Regions from separate parts of the Homo sapiens genome. Here region 1 is linked to region 2. Evidence: chromatin contacts called from ENCODE Hi-C or POLR2A ChIA-PET data. All regions are on one chromosome and are shown on one strand. The core of a region is the stretch at or near the end of the contact, and the rest is flanking DNA. Distances in the headings are between cores, read along the strand shown. Region 1 holds the start of CYP3A4-AS1 (CYP3A4 antisense RNA 1). Region 2 overlaps ZSCAN25 (zinc finger and SCAN domain containing 25).

Region 1 (5,418 bases), core at 205-2,704, 130 kb after region 2:
GCATTCGGGAAGGCTCTCACCCCAGGGACTGAAATCCTTAGCATAACCGTGTATATATGTCTATATATATATACACACACACATACACACACACATATATATGTGTATATATATGTGTATACACACACTAAAAGGAGGACTTTTGTTATATACAGAAAATGTGGAGAGAAACACTATATTATATAAAATCTCCATAAATAATTTGAGGATAAACTAGTCCCTTTCTATCCCAAAAATGACAAAGAAGGTTCTGGTTGGATGTAACCAGAGAACACGATTTCAGTGCTAGTGGAAGTTATAAAGAGGATAGAACCCCACACAGCCCTGTCCTCACTTGCTGAAACAGTCTCCTAGTTGTTGCTTCAGGGCTGGACTGTAATCTCTGAAGAACATCCCTTTGTGTTCACCTCACTGCCACAGCCGGGCCAGCCCCAAAGCCGTGTCTCTTCATACCACAAAGAATCCCAATTTTGGCAGAGGTCTGAAAACAGTGTGGGTGATATGCACCTAGTATTTGGTGTTATATTTGGAAGGCAATATGATAGTGTTTTAAGACTTTAGCTCAGGAGCCAGATATCCTGGTTCCTAGCTTGGCTTCTTCACCAGTTACTGCCTGACTGGAACATGAGATAGGTGTGGGGAGAGCTGAGTCAGCCTGCACAGCACACCCAGGGCCAGGCTCCGTCAGACTACAGCCAGACCAGAGCAAGTCCTGCCAATATCAGCAGAGCTCACTATCCAACTATGATGTGTGGAGGAGTTATGAAGTGGGGAGACATTCGAGACGGCTCTCACCCCAGGGACTGAAATCCTTAGCATAACCGTGTACTGGTTTTTCTTTCTCATTGAAACAAATGTGACTAATAGGCTATGACCACTAGCATCAAATAACATATGAGAAAGTGATTGTTACCTTTCAAAAAAAAAAGTCACATGTCTGTAACCAAGAAAATAAAAAGAGATAAAAAGAGCAAATTCCTGTGTCCATATGTGGATACAGCTAAGGGGACATCACACACCACTATGGTGCCTGCTGCAAACATGTAATTCACAACCAAAACCAATGTGAAATGAGTGTGAGCAACAAATGCTTATTGTTAGATGCCACTGAGGTTTTTGGAGGTTTTTTACTTAGCATTATTGTAGTAATAGAAAGCAGATGAACCAGAGCCAGCACGTTTTACAAAGATCTTACGCTTCTGCCAGTAGCAACCATTTGCTATGTTTCTTTCTTTTTCTTTTCAGAGCCTTCCTACATAGAGTCAGTGAAAGAATCAGTGATTATGCTTTTTATAAAAATTCTCCTGGGAAGTGGTGAGGAGGCATTTTTGCTAAGGTTTCACCTCCTCCCTCCTTCTCCATGTACCATCCACTCACCTTATTGGGTAAAACTGCATCAATTTCCTCCTGCAGTTTCTGCTGGACATCAGGGTGAGTGGCCAGTTCATACATAATGAAGGAGAGAACACTGCTCGTGGTTTCATAGCCAGCAAAAATAAAGATAATTGATTGGGCCACGAGCTCCAGATCGGACAGAGCTGAAAGGAGAGGAAAGACATTTTAGGTAAATCAGATCAATGTAGGGCATCACAGTTTAGATGAAGAGAAATCTAAGTGAAGCCCTCAAATCCCTAAGGGAAAAGAATAGAAAAGCAATTCAGAGGTACACTGGGGGTGGTTTCATTCTGATGTGTATCTTACAGAACCAGAATAAGGCAAATCATTTTAATCCAGTTTTCCCCAAGGTCTTCGAGAATGTGGGCCATCCACTCCTCCTCATGCCACCCCCGCCACCTGCACAGCTGTGTAATTTCCAGAGAGAGCATTTCCGCATAACATACTCAGTGTTATGGGTGTGTTCCTTGAATGATCCTAAAAGTACTTTATTGTAAGTTAATATGAGGTAGTACTCTCCCCCAAGAAAAATGTAATTTATTTTAGCTACAATATATCTTGACAAACTTTGAGAGAATTTGCAACACTAATGGTTAAATGTAGGGAAAATCAAAGGACGTTTCCCGAAGATATGTTTGAGGGAACTTAAGGGACCAATATTGGTCTACAGACCACTTCTTGGTATTCAAAGTGTGGTCCATGGGTCAGAAGCATCTGAGAGCTCATTAGAAATGCAAAATCTCAAACCCCACCCTTGAACTACTGATTCAAAATCTGAACTTTCACAAGATGCAGTGATTTGTGTGCATAGCCTAGCTTGAGAAGCACGGATTATATCTTTGAGAGGCATCAGGTGATAGATCTAGGCTACAGTTCTCAGAATTGACTATCTCAGGATGTACAAGAATGAGAGATGGACAAAAAGCTAGATGAGTGGTAATTGATTGTAGTCTGATGGATGGCATTAAAATAGCATAAGCTCCTATGATTACAAGTTGGGCCCCTCTTGATTTTTCTCCTGAGAGAAGCTCAGGATGGTCCATCACTGGTCTGTTTGATCAGGACTGGATTAGGACCTTTAGAGACCTGGAACATAGAAATAAATATAATGCCTGCTCCAACCATGTAATTCACAACCAAAACCAATATGAAAGGAGTGTGAGAAAGGTCGACAGAGCTGTGATTTACCAGTGAAGACTTCTGTGATGCAGTTATAAGTAAATTCAACTACCTAATCATAGTATTCAGTTATCATGAACCTGATGATACTGATGTGAAATTGAACTATAATCTCAAAGTTTAGAGCTCTGCTGTCCAATATGGTAGCCACTACCCACTAGTGGCTATTTAAAATCAAATTTTATTAAATTAAACTGAAATACCATTTAAAATTGATCTTCAATGGCACTAGCCACATATCCAGTGCTCAATAGCCATATGTGTCTAGTGATTTCTATATGAAACAGTAAAACAATAGACTATTTCCTTTATCACAGCAAGTTATATTGGGATAGATAGATGAATAGTTAGATGATAGATAGATAATATATAAGTAGATAGATGATAGATGGATAAATGATAGATGATAGATGGATAGATGATAGATAGATAGATGATAGATAGATAGATAGATACATAGCTAGATAGATACATAGATAGATACATAGACATACAGACAAAAGTGGATGTAGACATGGATATATTTAAAGCAGTATGCTGGAGTAAGCCCAGTCCTGCTCTCTAGAACCAATAGTTAAATATTCAGGAATTTTGTGAGATGGTTGCCAAGTCTTGGTGGCTTGTAATTGACCATGGTCATCATTTTGCCACTGTCATAGTAATAGTGACTTCAGTAAAAAACATACATGGGTTGTAAAACTCGTAGGTGAAACATTGAAGACAAAGAGGATATTTACACGGTCTCAGAGGTTTTCCCCACAAGTTACTAATCCATTCCAAAGTGGAAAATAACTTTGCAGTAGATTAACCTGGTGAACACACTTTCAACAAGTACTGCCAGTTAAAATCACCCCTTTTGGAACAGCGTGGCTCCTGATTGGATGTTAGATGTATTAGGTAGCTGCAAAAGTTATTGTGGTTTTTGCCATTACTTTTAATTGCATTTTTTTGCAATTAAAAGTAATGGAAAAACCCACAATTAATTTTGCAGCAACCTAATAAATTTCTAGGCAGAAATTTTTATTCAGTGGATCTGAAGGAGGCTGAGAATTGGCATTTGATCTGATGTAGGTGATCCACAGACCGCAGACTGACTTTCTAGCATGCCAGGTTTGCTTAGGGTTGCCCTTTACTCTTAGAACATGGCTATCTATGCCTGCATGCCTCTAGAAAGTGCCTCCAACTACCACTTATAACATTCAAACATGTGTCGTTCTGCTATGTGGCAGAAATTCTCATCATCCTGGAATACTTCCTGCACATTTTCAGAACAAGGCCTTCCCTCTGAGTGCCCCACAAGTAGCCCTCAGAAACACTCTGGTTACCTTTGTGGGACTCAGTTTCTTTTGAATTCTGAGAGTCAATCATCAGCTGAAGGAAATCCACTCGGTGCTAGAAGCAAAAAGAGAAATTTCACTGACAGAAAGTGGCTCCTGAAGTCAGAAGTAAATCACAAGCGTGGTCCTTGATCTCCCTTCTGAGAATATGGCTCCTTGAAGACCAGAAATCTGATGCATGTTGCCTGAATCACCAGTGAAAAACATACCCTTCTAAATCCTTGGAAAGCAGGATGTTTTCCTGAAACAAATCTGGCTATCATGTGAGATGGCTCAAATTTAACACACGCTACACTTCAGCAGGTGGCCTGATAGGGACTTTCATTTGAGAATGTGTAAAATAACAGGTTTGTACTTGAAATGAGTCTTTACCAATTTATGATCTGGGGAAAGCATAATATCAGTAAAATATATTTCCAAACAGTAATGTTTATCCTCTGACAATTTATTGAAGGGAAGTAAAGTGGTAAAGTTTTATCTCAATAAAATTTATGCCGTGGCATACTAATTGTTGTGTCTGATATCAAATTTCATGTGCTGTCTCTGACTCATTCTCATATCTCCTTCCCCAAACCCCACTTTCTGCATTTCTACCAAATGAATTCTCTTGCTCTAAACATGAGCAGTCTTCATGTTAAAAGCATTCTTTAAAAACATACAGGTAACTGCACTGATCATATGTATATTATCTAAAAAATTATGAAAAACTAAACATCCTCCTATAACTACCACCACATTTTACCTTTTGTGTATCTTCGAGGCGACTTTCTTTCATCCTTTTTACAGATTTTCTTAAAAAATTTGTAACTTCTCTTGGAAACACACAGATATTTAATACTTCAAGAATTGGGATGAGGAATGGAAAGACTGCTGTAGGAAAAACAAAACAAAAACAGAAAAAGAAATTCATTGTGAATGTGCAAAATTTACCTGGAGCAATTCTAGTTTTCTCTACCAACCAGAAGAGTAAAAGACATCAAGGTTCTCAACTGGAAGCCATTCCTTCTATGACTTTTGCCCCTCTTTCAGGCCAGTGGCTGAGCAAGGGCAGGTCTATGCATAAGGAGCACCGCTACAGCAGTGAGATCAGCAGCCCCTTGTGCATCTTTTGAAGGATAAAAGGAACAAAATTCAATGCCCTAATCTCTTTGCCTTTATCTATTGGACTACAGTCTCCTAGAATAACCCAAATCATAATCTGAAGCTCAAAATTAATCTTGCTGTTCAAGAAATAGTAGGTAGTCAAGATAGAAATAACACAGCATATCTCTGTCACCTATCATGGAATAAAGATAAAATCAATAAGGGAAAGAAAATTGAGAAACTCACACATATGTGGAAGTTAAATAATAAACATTTAAGTAACCAATGAGTCAAAGTAGAAACCAAAAGGGCAAATAGAAACTGTTTTGAGGTGAACAAAAACTAAGATGTGATAGACCACAATCTCATGGGATTTAGCAAAGGAAGTGCTCAGAGGGAAAGTTACAGCTGTAATGTCTAAATT
Region 2 (5,435 bases), core at 270-2,769:
GAACAAAGCTGGGAGTAAAGGCAAAACCTTGACACGTGTTGGTAGCTGGGACCTCATCTTCCTGAGGGCTCTGTCTTGCCTGCAGGGTCATAGCTCAGACTCTTCCCCCACCCCCTCTCTTTTCCATTGAACAAACATTTATTGAACATCCTCTGAGCACCTGGCCGTGGGAATGCCGTGGTGAATGAGAGACTAGACGTGATGCCTCTGGGGGTTGTGCGTTGGGGATGCATGCGACAGCCCATGACCCGAGGCATTCTCAGGGTATCTGTGCTGTGTGCCCGTGAGAACATCTTCCCATGACCACTCCTGCCCTCCTGCCCCGTGCTGGATCTTCCCTCCCCAGCTGGGATCTGCTCCCAGGCAACTGTGTGAATTTTACATTATTTGGAGCCTCATCTGTGTCAGGCTATAACATTCTATCCTCATCTGTAAAACTTCCCCGTCCATTATTCCTTGCACTATAACAACTGTCAACACACCAACTATTAGGAAGTTAGTATTTTGCTATTGATCACTGAATAAACATCAGAGTATTTTAAAAAACAGTTCTCTAGAAAGAACTGTTATAATTAAAATGAGTCTGAAAGATGAACTCTAGTATTAATGCCCTATATTTGATGGCACTTTATAGTTCATAAAATTAATTTCACCCCATTCTCATTGGACCCATTTCCCAAGTATTTATTGAGGCCCTGTAACAAACATGTCAGGAACTCTTCTGGGTGCTTGAGACACATCCATGAATAAAATAGGGGGAGAAGCTGTTGACCTCGTAGAGCTTATGTCTCGTGGATGTACCTGATCTTCAGAACCCGTGGATATTCCTGCAAATCCTCTGGGCCTGTATTCATTGCTTTGTCAGCATCTTGCCCTGAAATGCATTTGTCACCTACCTCTTGTTACTAAATGGTCTCTGCCCTCCAGACCCTTGTCATCCAAGGCACTAGGGGTCCTGGACACCCACTGGGGATGATGAGCTGGTAGCGACCTGTTTTGCATGAGTGCCAAGTCAGGAAAAATAAAGATATTTGTAGGCATTAAAAAAAAATACATTTCTTTAAAAATGAGAAGATGCAATATTTGTAAACTGTTGAAGCTTCCTTATTGTGCCATCACTTAAGGGTTTCATTTCTGTTTAAAGTTCTGGAAGCTGCATAACTAGCGTGGACTGACTGCTGTGTCATTGTGCTGTGCCTTTGAACCCTGGCTGAGTGAGTGAGTTTGTCCTTTGTTGATAGTGTCCTATAATTGCAAAATGTGGTTTGTCTTCTGATGCCTCTTAATACCAGATTCTTTTACTGAGATTTTTTTTTTTCATTTTCCATTGTAAATAAGGTAAATGGTAATGACTAACACAAAGCTGTATTACTCAGCCCACTTTGAAACGTGGTTTTATCACCTGTTCTTGTTAGGCAGCATGGTGTCTAATTTTGGCTTAGCAAATGACGCTCCTTGGTCTTCCTGGCTCATTAGCTGTGCCCACGAGGCTGCACTGACTGGGTCGTAAATGTATCTGAGATGTCCACACGGGGCTGCTGCTGCTCCTCTGTAATACTGAGGTCCACATGCAAAATCAGCTTTTTTTCCCCCGTAATTATCAGAGCAGCTAGGCAGGGCTGACAGCCAGGCAGACTCAGTGGGAGGCTTCTGGCCTGAGTGTGGCCTTCCCCAGAGGGTGGTTTTCCAAAGGCAGGTGGGGACTGGGGAGGCCTCGGGGGGCTGCTTGTCATTACCTGAATCACAGATGCTCTTTTGTCATACACAGCCAGCATTCCTCTGGGTTTCAGCAAGTTGGCATATCTTAAGCTTCAGAAGGAGCTGGGCCTTGCTGACTTTCCTATCTGGCCTCTTCCCTATCTCCTGTGGGGCCAAGAGCTTAGGACAGTGTCTCAGAAAAGCCTCTAAGTAGGGGGTTTTTCCCATGGGATTGTGGTAGTCTGATTTTTCATATCTATTCAAATGTTAAGAAATATTTTGTTTTCTGTATTTTTCTATTCTTTAGAAATTTTTTTATAATAGATAATTTCAAACCTATATAAATAAATCCTTATGTATTTATCATTTGACTTTATTATAAACTCATAATCAATCTTGTTTCATCTCTGTCCACTCCTTCCTCCCCGTCTTCCTCCCCCACTGAAGTTTCGAAGTGTATCCCAAGTGTTGTTTATAACCATTTCAGTGTGTACCTGTAAAAGGTAAGGGCGGCTGGGTGTGGTGGCTTACACCTGTGATCCCACCACTTTGGGAGGCCAAGGTGGGATTGCTTGAGAGGAGTTCGAGACCAGCCTGAGCAACATAGTGAGACCTCATCTACAAACAAATATTAACTGGGCATGGGTGGTGCATGCCTGTGGTCCCAGCTATTCAGGAGGCTGAGGCTGGGCATCACTTGACCCCAAGAGGTTGAGGTTGCAGTGAGCCCTGATTGTGCCATTGCACTCCAGCCTGGGAGACAGAGCAAGACCCTGTCTCAAAACAAAACAGTTCCTTAATGTCAAAATATCCAGTGAATTTTAAGAACCCACCTAATTTTTCAATATAATATAATTTGTTGCTTTGTCTCTTAAGGCTTATAATCTGTAGTACTTATCCTTTTCTTCTTGAGATTTATTCATTTTAAAAAACTCGATCATTTATCCTGGAGAGTTTTTTACATTCTGCATTTTCTGTTGTTTTTTTTTTTTTTGAGCTGGAGTCTCGCTCTGTTGCCCAGGCTGGAGTGCAGTGGCACAGTCTCAGCTCACCGCAACCTCCCTGTCCCGGGTTCAAGCGATTCTCCTGCCTCAGCCTCCCAAGTAGCTGGGATTACAGGCATGTGCCACCATGCCCAGCTAATCATTCTGCATTTTCTGTTTGCATACCCATGGCGTGATTTAACATATTTCCCTGCCTTCTGTATTATCTAAAAATGTAGAAGTGTTTAGTGGTGTAATCAGATTCATATTTCACATTTTGGCAAGAACACATTATAGATTGTGACATGCCCTGTTTCTCTTCATATGATTTTAGAAGCCTAGATCTGCTTCTTTCGTTAGTTCTGTAAATGCTTCATCATTTAGTAGTTGGAATATTGTAAGAAATTTCCCTTCATTAACTTAGGTTACCCTTAGATATAGTTCATACAGGGAAGGCAAGAAAATGCTTGATCCTCCTCTTTATTTGCCTGTTTTCAGAATAATGAGCTAGTTACTTTTTGCTTCCTGTAAAGGCAGTCAAGTCTGTAGAAATCAATGCATTCATAGCTTTTTGCTTTTATTGGTTTTTTTGAGACAGAGTCTTGCTCTGTCACCCAGGCTGGAATGCAGTGGTGCAATTGTAGTTCACTGCAGCCTCAAACTGCCAGGCTAAGGTGCTACCCCTTCCTTGGCCTTGCAAAGTATTGAGATTACAGGTGTGGGCCACTGCACCTGGCCTGCACTCATGGATTTAAACATACTTGGTATTGATCAGTCTGCTGGAGTTATAATTTGATGCTCAAATTATTTCACCTTTGACCAGTGGAGGCCCCTGGACCTTGGCTCCTGAATCCTTTTGACATAACCCTAATTCTCATTGACAGCTTCTTTGCTTTCTGGCATGACAAGATGTTCCAGGCAAATGTTCCGTATTTCCTGCCCCTTTTGAGAGTGAAAGTGGGTGCTATTTATTATGCTGGGACAGTGGTGTAAACCGGGACTCTCCAGGTCAAACGGGTATTTGGTCAACTCATAGATGGGCCTCCTTTTGTATGACAAGGCATCTGTGGTTGCCTCACATTGTGATGATGCTGTACACCTTCAGTGTCTGGCTGCATGTGCCGTGCTGCTGGGTAATGAGGGAGGCTGTTGTCCTTTGCAAGAGAAACTCTGTTTTCTCCCCTGGGTGGTGGTAGAACCAGGTAACTGCCTAAGGTCTGTCCTGGGGAAATATTTCATCAAGAAAGTTTGGTCCATGTCATAGTGTGTGCTATGGGTGTTGTCTGCAGGCTGATTATGCTTAAAATACTTTCAGTACCTGTTTTATCCCAGCTGAGAGGCAAGGAGAACCTTTGTTTCTTAAAAAATAAGCTGGTTTCAGCCAGGTGCGGTGGCTCACGCCTGTAATCCCAGCTCTTTGGGAGGCCGAGGCGGGCGGATCACCTGAAGCCAGGAGTTCGAGACCAGCCTGGACAACATGGTGAGACCTTGTCTTTATTAAAAATGCAAAAATTTGGCCAGGCGCGGTGGCTCACGCCTGTAATCCCAGCACTTTGGGAGTCCGAGGCAGGTGGATCACAAGGTCAGGAGATTGAGACCATCCTGGTTAACACAGTGAAACCCCATCTCTACTAAAAATATATAAAAAAACAAAATTAGCTGGGCATGGTGGTGGGCACCTGTAGTCCTAGCTACTTGGGAGCCTGAGGCAGGAGAATGGTGTGAACCCGGGAGGCGGAGCTTGCAGTGAGCCGAGATCGCACCACTGCACTGCAGCCTGGGGGACAGAGTGAGACTCCGTCTCAAAAACAAAACAAAACAAAATTAGCCAAGCGTGGTGGCAGGCGCCTGAGGCAGGAGAATCACTTGAACCCGGGGGGCGGAGGTTGCAGTGAGCCGAGATCATGCCACTGCACTCCAGCCTGGGTGACAGAGCGAGACTCTGTCTCAATAGTAATAATAATAATAATAAGCTGGTTTCAAGTCCCCTCCCTCTGTACAGTACAGATTGACTTAATCCACTTCTGAGACAGGGAAAATGACAGGTAGCAACATGTTTCTGTAGCAGGTACTTGCTCTTAAACTTTGCCAGGGTTTCTCAACCCCTGCACTGTTAACATTTTGTGCCAGATAATTCTCTGTTGGCAGCTGTCCTGGTTGGTTTTTTTTTTTTTCACTGTGTAATTCCTTTATTTTCTGCATATTAGTGCTTTACTAACACTACAACCATAAAGAACACAGTTTCAGGTACTGTACTTTTTAGTTTGGGGCGATCATAGTCTACAGACTCATTTACTTATATTAAACAAGATTAACCTCATTCAAAACATACTGCAGTTTATAAATTCACATAAATACAGAAACTGATGCAATTAAACAACTTCAGGATCTTATTTTTTCAATTCTTAGATTATAATTTTTTTCTGCAGGCTATAATTACCTGCTCCAGTCACCAATGATTATTGTTCAATTTAACTACATCAATTATAAACCTCTTATATCCTTAAAGAAAATTTTAAGTGAAAATTACAATTTCTTACCAAAAGGTTTAGAGTTTTCCAAATTTCAAATATTTCCTTCCCCCTCCCCCATTTCCAGTCAGACATTTCAAATAAACTAAAAATAACCACATCTCACCTGCAACATTCAATAATAGCAATCACTTGATGTATAAAATTTTAACTATGCTCCCAGTTATTTTAAGACACAAAAAAGTGGCTGCCTACCAATCTGTCTTCACAAGTTAGAAATACT

Evidence for each region. A loop is a pair of places that touch in the nucleus more often than their neighbours do. ChIA-PET counts read pairs that join two places held with the same protein, here RNA polymerase II (POLR2A). Pooled maps may share reads with other maps.
Region 1: a loop to region 2 is called in a map of mammary epithelial cell, with 2.3 times the contacts of the local background. The contact joins the promoter of CYP3A4-AS1 here to the enhancer-like site in region 2. A Hi-C loop is called at or near these places in 1 of 168 maps with a recorded cell type or tissue (mammary epithelial cell) and 1 of 50 pooled maps. POLR2A ChIA-PET finds 5 or more read pairs at or near these places in 4 of 52 experiments (MCF 10A, Panc1, activated CD4-positive, alpha-beta T cell and 1 more).

Annotation. Positions count from the first base shown.
Region 1 is chr7:99,762,478-99,767,895 of GRCh38, forward strand. It overlaps CYP3A4-AS1 (CYP3A4 antisense RNA 1), which reads left to right and starts at 1,455. Exons shown (of 1, transcript NR_198962.1): 1 at 1,455-4,419. It overlaps CYP3A4 (cytochrome P450 family 3 subfamily A member 4), which reads right to left. Exons shown (of 13, transcript NM_017460.6): 8 at 4,654-4,781; 9 at 3,900-3,966; 10 at 1,378-1,538. RefSeq lists an enhancer at 1,154-1,434.
Region 2 is chr7:99,630,312-99,635,746 of GRCh38, forward strand. ZSCAN25 (zinc finger and SCAN domain containing 25) reads left to right here. Exons shown (of 8, transcript NM_145115.3): 8 at 1-2,097. It also overlaps the pseudogene LOC442603. Among named protein-coding and RNA genes, the nearest start is that of ZSCAN25, 16 kb to the left of the region's middle. RefSeq lists an enhancer at 1-172. Within about 2 kb of position 1,520, at least 4 of the 41 ENCODE cell types and tissues checked have a DNase peak (open chromatin) inside an H3K27ac peak, as active enhancers do.